Regions from separate parts of the Homo sapiens genome. Here region 2 is linked to region 1. The links are chromatin contacts, found by Hi-C or POLR2A ChIA-PET in ENCODE. All regions are on one chromosome and are shown on one strand. The core of a region is the stretch at or near the end of the contact, and the rest is flanking DNA. Distances in the headings are between cores, read along the strand shown.

What was found. Hi-C counts contacts between places; a loop is a spot of excess contacts on that map. ChIA-PET counts read pairs that join two places held with the same protein, here RNA polymerase II (POLR2A). Pooled maps may share reads with other maps.
Region 2: a loop to region 1 is called in a map of aorta, with 4 times the contacts of the local background. The contact joins the promoter of CNTN3 here to the enhancer-like site in region 1. A Hi-C loop is called at or near these places in 3 of 168 maps with a recorded cell type or tissue (aorta, ascending aorta and kidney) and 4 of 50 pooled maps. POLR2A ChIA-PET finds 5 or more read pairs at or near these places in 1 of 52 experiments (AG04449).

Annotation. Positions count from the first base shown.
Region 1 is chr3:74,464,130-74,467,445 of GRCh38, reverse strand. All of the region lies in intron 4 of CNTN3 (contactin 3), which reads left to right. Among named protein-coding and RNA genes, the nearest start is that of CNTN3, 150 kb to the left of the region's middle. Within about 2 kb of position 1,630, at least 2 of the 41 ENCODE cell types and tissues checked have a DNase peak (open chromatin) inside an H3K27ac peak, as active enhancers do; they include ascending aorta, where a contact is called at or near this core.
Region 2 is chr3:74,612,976-74,616,425 of GRCh38, reverse strand. It overlaps CNTN3 (contactin 3), which reads left to right and starts at 1,767. Exons shown (of 23, transcript NM_020872.3): 1 at 1,767-2,035. It overlaps LOC105377166 (a long non-coding RNA gene), which reads right to left and starts at 2,623. Exons shown (of 3, transcript XR_007096257.1): 1 at 2,535-2,623; 2 at 1-153.

The DNA.
Region 1 (3,316 bases), core at 381-2,880:
AAAATGTCTTTAAAACCATACCTGAAACCCTGTAATTTTCAGAGTAATGATCTCTTTTGGAGGATTTTTCCTTCCCCCATCCCCCACCATTTTTGTTAGATTTGGAGTTACGACTTCAAATCAAATAGCTTTGATAAGAATATTTCCCTCTACATCTTTTCATAATTCTGCATTTGGTAAAATAACTCTTATTTTTTAGTCATTTTAGGATGATTTAATTTGCAAAAGATATCCAATATCATTTTTTTCTTTTGTGACTTGTCTGCCATAATCTTTCTGTGTTAAAGTGAAGAATATGTGACTCAAGAGTATAGTATACCTTTTTTGAAAAAAATTGTATTTGTATCTTTTTTGAAAAAAATTATATTTGCTATAAATTGTACTTCGGAACTTTAATTTCAAAATCCCAAAAGATATAGTTTTAAAAAATGGAATATATCATCACTTTGGTTATTTAATTTGGTAGAGTTATTAATAAAAATTTCCCATAGAGAACACTAATCAGTTATCTTCTTTATATGTGCAGACTGTGATTAAAACTGCTGTCTGTCAATTTCCCACTAAGTTTTTATTTCTTTGCACTCAGTAATACTAATACATAATGACGTACAATCAATAGGTACATTCATTTCTTTTATGTATCTTTTTTATTCCTAATATCTTGATTGTAGCCTCTTGATGATCAAGTTGAAAATTTTTATGTTAAATACAGTCTCAAGTTATTAAATTTGTTTTAATGCATTCACTGAAAATCTCTTCTAAAAATCTACATTTAGCTCCAGGTTGTCCAGTAGACAACTTGTTAATAAAATGTCACATTCAACCCACAATTTTTAGGTACATTTTCCTCCATGACAACTCATCTCGGCCTTAAGTTCCCATTAGAATAGGTATTAATGAGAAGACATATAATTATACATTTTCCAGTTTTTTTCTAACACCAAAACAGTTATGCCTCTTAATGCATAATGATACTTTCAGCATAATAGTTGGGGAATCGATATAAATTTCATTATCATACTTTCTTCCGTTTTTGACTGTGAACTATGAACATCTTTGTTATTGATATTTTATCCATGGTTTTTCTAACACTGTATTTTGGTGTTGTCAGCAGCTCAAAATCCTTTTGTCTTCAATAGGCCCTGAGTCCGTGTGCAAGAAAGTGTCCAGCAAGACTAATGTTATGCCACTTAACATGTTTATCTTTCTCCTTCATCTGTAAATTCTTCCTAAGTTTTCTCTGCTCTTGGTGTGACTCACTTGCCCTCCCACTAAACTCACGTATTTTCTCCATGTTTCTCTCCTTCTGACAGCATCTTTTTGTGTCTGCTCAGGTTCCACTTGCTTTAATTTGGACTCTTTCAGTGACAAGCAATAGAAACTCAATGCAGAACTGGCTTAAGCTCTACAGGGAATTTTTGGCATCTGCAGCTGAAAAGTCTTGGGTAAATTGGCTATAGTCCTAGCTGGATCCAGGGGTTCAAACGGTGCCTTCAGGCCTTGGTATCTCTCCATCTCTGCTTTTTTCTCTATTGGCCTCATTCTGGGGCAGCCTCCACCTCCTGGATGTCAGCCAGCATCTGAATTTAGCAGTCTCAGGAGACAGGAACTTGCTTCTCCTTCAGGGTTCAGACACAAATCCCAGGCATAAGCTTGAAATAGGAGCCCTGCCTATCCCTGGACAGCCCTGCGACCTGGTGTCCTCACACACTGGCAGGGTGGGGCAATGGAGGGTTCTGAAAGTAAATATGCTGTTGTCAGATAGAGGGGTGGATGCTGTAAAAGCAAAGACATGTATTGTGCTACAGACTTTTCTTTGTATGGAGAAATGCATTTTTTTGTGTGTACAATGACTTCTGGATAGATATAAGAAGAAATGGAAACAATCCTCAATTTATCATTCTTTCTAGATTCTTCCATTAGAAGACACCAGCAGAGAAAAATCATTTCAGTGCTGTTTAATTAATTGAAGGCTGTAGTTGGATCCTTTCCATTATTTTCTGTTTTTACCTTTTATGGTCTAGGTTTTTTGTTTATTTGTTTTTGTTTTAAATCATGTACCAATCCCCACACTCTTTGACTGAGTCGTGAGTGTAATAGTAACGATAAAGACCTTTTTGTTGTTGTTGTTGCTTCTACCTGTCCGCACGATACTTAATACTCCTTGGGGGATCATTTGGTATTCTTTGTATCCCCGGAATGGAACACAAAGTCTGGTGAAAAATAATTTTGGAAGTTAGCTTACAGGCCTGCTGTGTACCAGCCACTTTTATAAGTTAAGATCCAGTTAGTTTTAATAGGAAACTGACATTGTCAGAAGGTTCTTAGGGAATGTTTATTTACAAATTTGAACAGGATCAATGGTAATAGAAATATTAAAGCAAGGTACATATACTCTTGGCTAGAAATCACCATGACTTTTCCCTGTGGATTTTGTTTTCAAATTCAACAGTTGTGTCATGTGGACATCCAAATTTAGGTGCCTCTTGATTTGATGCCATAGAAAGTGTGTAGCACCAACTATGAATGATTGTTAATATAAATCAATTAATGAATAATAACTTGACTCTAATTAAACCTCTAGGTCTAACTGCCCATTTAGGGGATAGAAGTACAAGTTAAAGACATTTTAAAAAGAGATGCCATTAACCTATTTTATATTGTAATTAATTTAACAGCACAAATGACTGATTTTCTGCAATAGATAAATGGCATGAGCAAAGGAGGAGGAGGAGAAGGAGTGCAAAACTGCTACAGATTTTTAAAATATTATGCCACAAACTCATAACTATATAATATGGATTTTTTTTCTGTGTAGTCACTTTTCAGATGCCACCTACTGGATTTAGTAGCTCCTAATTAAATATTTGTGACTAATGTCCTCTGGACCAGGATGTAAGCACTCTGGGGCTTGGCAGCTGGATTTTAAGCTGTAAGCATATCCTTCCACTGACATTCTTTCCTTTAAATCCTTCTGCCCATCTCATGCCAGACCACTGTCATTATACATTTCTGCTTTTATATCTGTATATACCATCAAGTATTTCAACAAAAAAGAAATCAGAATATATTAGCTTGGGTTCTATAACCAAGTTTATTCAGGGAGTAACAGATGATACATTCAGTTGAGAATTATGGGGGCTGCTTAATAAATGTAGATTTTATGATTTTTTGCATATGTATTTTTGAGCTATTGTAATTATAAATTATACTTGAGCAATTATTATGGACCAAGCACAGTACTAATGAAAGCTTTTATATAGTTATCTCATTGTATCCTTATAACAACTCTATGAGGTAACACAGATTGTAGGAG
Region 2 (3,450 bases), core at 518-3,017, 150 kb before region 1:
AGGAGAGTTTTTCCAGAAGTTCAGATTTCATTCTGAATTGCAGAGGACCACGCACGTATCTCTTGAGAAAATGATCAAACGTGAGAAAGTGCAGTTAAACCAGGCCTGGTTTGCCCAGGTTGCTTCTCTTGATGAGGTGTTGCTTCATTCCATCTGCAGGAATCACAGGGAGAGGATCAAGGAGAGGAAACAGGGCCATAAACTGTCAAGTCTAATTAAATGTGACTAGATTATTTAATATGAAGGGACAACGTGATACATTTTAAAAACAATGTCAGAGAATTATAAAATGAAAAGTATAAAGTCTCCTCTGCTCCAATTTCAGTCTCACTCACTAGGACTAACAATTGTTAACAGTATCCTTAGACATCCTTTCAGAAATTGTGAATGCATAAATATGGATACATACACACAAAAGGGTGCGTGCGTGTGTGTGTGTGTGTGTGTGTGTGTGTGTGTGTGTAAGTGCTTGTAAGCACAAAAACGGTACAGGTACCAACTTTCCTGTGCCGATCAACAGTACATGTCCCAAGTTCTCCTAACAATACCGTTTATTTATTTTTTTATTTATTTAGAGACAGGGTCTCCCTCAGTCTTTTGGTCTGGAGTGCTGTGGCACAATCATGGCTCACTGCAGCTTCCACCTCCTGAGCTCGAGTGATCCCTCAAGTGCTCCTCCCACCTCAACCTCTCAAGTAGTTGGGACAACAGGTGCGTGCCATGACGCCCACCTAATTTAAACTTTTTGTTTGTTTGTTTTTTGCAGAGACAAAGTCTCCCTATGTTGCCCAGGCTGGTCTCAAACTCCTGGGCTCAAGAGATCCACCTGTCTTGGCTTCTCAAAGTGCTGGGATTACAGGAGTGACCCACCTCCGCCCAGCCTCTAAGGATACCTCTTGGAGGTCATTTATGCCAATACTAGTAGATGCACCTTTCTCTCTGCCGCTGTATGTCTCCACTGTATTTTATCAGCCACTCTCCTAATGAAGGACAGGTAGGTTGTTCCCAACTGTTTTTCGTACAACTAAAGTTGCAGTGTTTGCACGGGTTTGACTGGAAGTAAGTCACCAGCGGTTCAGCGCAAAGGCTCAGGACTGCAACAGGCTTATTCAAGTCCGGGTTCTCCAACCCACCACTGTGTGTATACTTGGGCAAATAAAGGTGGTAAGATCTACTTCACAGGGTCCTTGACAGAATATAGTTGCGATTATTCTCACAACTGACTCATTGAAACTTTAAGCAAACCAATTTCCTCATCACTAAATCCGGGAATAATAATAGATCCAGGTTGCTCTGGGGACTGCATGAACTAATTGATTTAGCGCAGTCCACGACCTGCTACCTAGTGAGCCCTTAATAATTATCCGCTTTAATATTAAAATTGGCAATCTTTGCGCACTTGTGGGAGCGCAGCTGCAGGAGGCTTTTCTAGAAGTGGAATTCCTGCCTTAACCCCGTGTTCCGAGGGCCCTAACTGCGTGGCACGAGGCCACCCGGAGGTGACACGGTGACCGCCGCCCAGCCCGCGCCGCCGCCCAGGGCCCTGCGGAGGCCGGACACACGTGGGTGCACGCGGCCGAGCGCAGGGCCGCGCGGGGTCCGGCCGGCGCAGAGGCGCTGGGGGCGCCGCAGACGCGAGGCTCGGGACCCAGTTGGCTGCTCCGCCGCGCTCCCCGCCCCTCCCTCCCTCCAGTCCGCCCGGTCTCCCCTCCCTCCAGCGTCCGCGTCGGAGCCGGAGCCGGAGCCGGAGTGGCGGAGGCACGGGCAGTGCTCGCTAGGCGCCGGCAGCAGCCACAGCAGCCTGGCGCTTGGCGGCGGCGGCGGTGGCAGCGGCGGGCGGGCTGGCGCCGTGGACTGGGCCGGGAACCGTGCGGACGAGGGTGCTGCGCCTGCGGCGGCGGCGGCTTACGCGGGCGCGCACGGCGGCCCCCCGGGCCCGGACTAACTGCGGCGGCGGCGGTGGCGGCGGCGGCGGCGGCGGCGGCGGCGGCGAGTGGGCCGTCGGGGCGGGCGTCTGGCGAGCTGCAGAGACCAGGTAAGTCCGGGATGCCCGACTCCTGGCGCCGGCCGGGCCACAGGGATGAGCCACCTGCCAGGGCAAACTTTACGCCCTGGCTTCATGGCTCCTCAGCCCCGAAGTTTGTTTGCAGGGAAATGCACCTGACGGGTCGAGAATAAAAGATGCTTCTCTCATCGGACTTGCTCTGGGGAGATTATTTTTCCCCTTCTGGGGCGAGGATTGGTTTCGGGTTGGGAAGGCTGCATCCCCAGCTGGAGCGCTGAAAATTGAGTGGTAGGTCCCTTGGGCTTGCCCTTCGCGCAGTGGATTTGACCAGTTAAAGTTGGGGGAAAAAAGTTGTGACTCCTAGGGATGCTGAGGAACAATTCCAGGTGCATGATGCAGAATGTGGGAATGTGATACCTCTTTGCTGGAACCACCCCCCAGGCCCAGATTCCCAGGTCTGAGAAAGCTAGGGTGGCCGATTCTTTCATTAGCGATCAAGTTTTCTAAGCTGCATTTTCTTTCTACTCACAGATCAGCAGCTTGGGACGGAGTTCCCCGTCGCGTTTATTTGTCAGGTTTACCCTGCTGCGCTGTAGTCCAGGTTTCCTGAGCTCGGACCCTGGTTTCAGCTGTTTCTGTGTTCTCTGAGGAGCCTGCAAAGCTAACCAAGCAGGTAACAGAATAGCAGAAACAGAAAACCAGGAAGTGCCAACCGGGCACCGGGGTCATAGCACCATCAGGAATTTTTTCTGGTCGCGTGAAATGAACGAACAGCTTCTGGGCTCTGCTTGTGCAAAGCTCCGTACAACTCTCCAATCCGTATGTCTTTCCCTGTATTGCATTTGCTTATTGATTTACAACAAGGAGATGTGTCCAGAGGTATTATTTAATAACAAACGGTGTCCGCTACGGTAAGGACAGCAAACCTCCTTTCAGAGGCAAAGAAAGGGGAACAGAGCTCTGGGAAAGGGGTAGCCAGTCTGCTAACCTCAACCCAAGATGCAGGGAAACAGAGCTAGAAAAAGCAACAGACAAGGAGGGCGTGATGTGCAGGAGGGAGGTCAGAAACCCCAGCTCATATGGTGAGTAGGTAAATCCAGAAATAATTTTAAAATGATTAAGCAAGAATAACTAAAAAAAAAAAAAAAAAAGTAGGAAGACTGTACGTGCTGTGGTTTCTGTCTACCCCCACAGAGATGAATATCACACTAGCTGAAAAAGAATCCTGATCTGTAAATAGATTAAAAACAGGAATTAATCAGAACAATGAGTCAGAGCCCTTCAGAGATTGAAAGGAGGAGTAATTGCCTTTGAAAGAGCTTATATCTCAATATCAAGTCAAATGTGTTACTTTTGCTTTGCTAGATGTGTTTACTAACAGTAACCTGACTTTGGCTGCAGTAACCTGGCATCTTGGTTCATGGTTTTAACCATTTGTGGGTCAT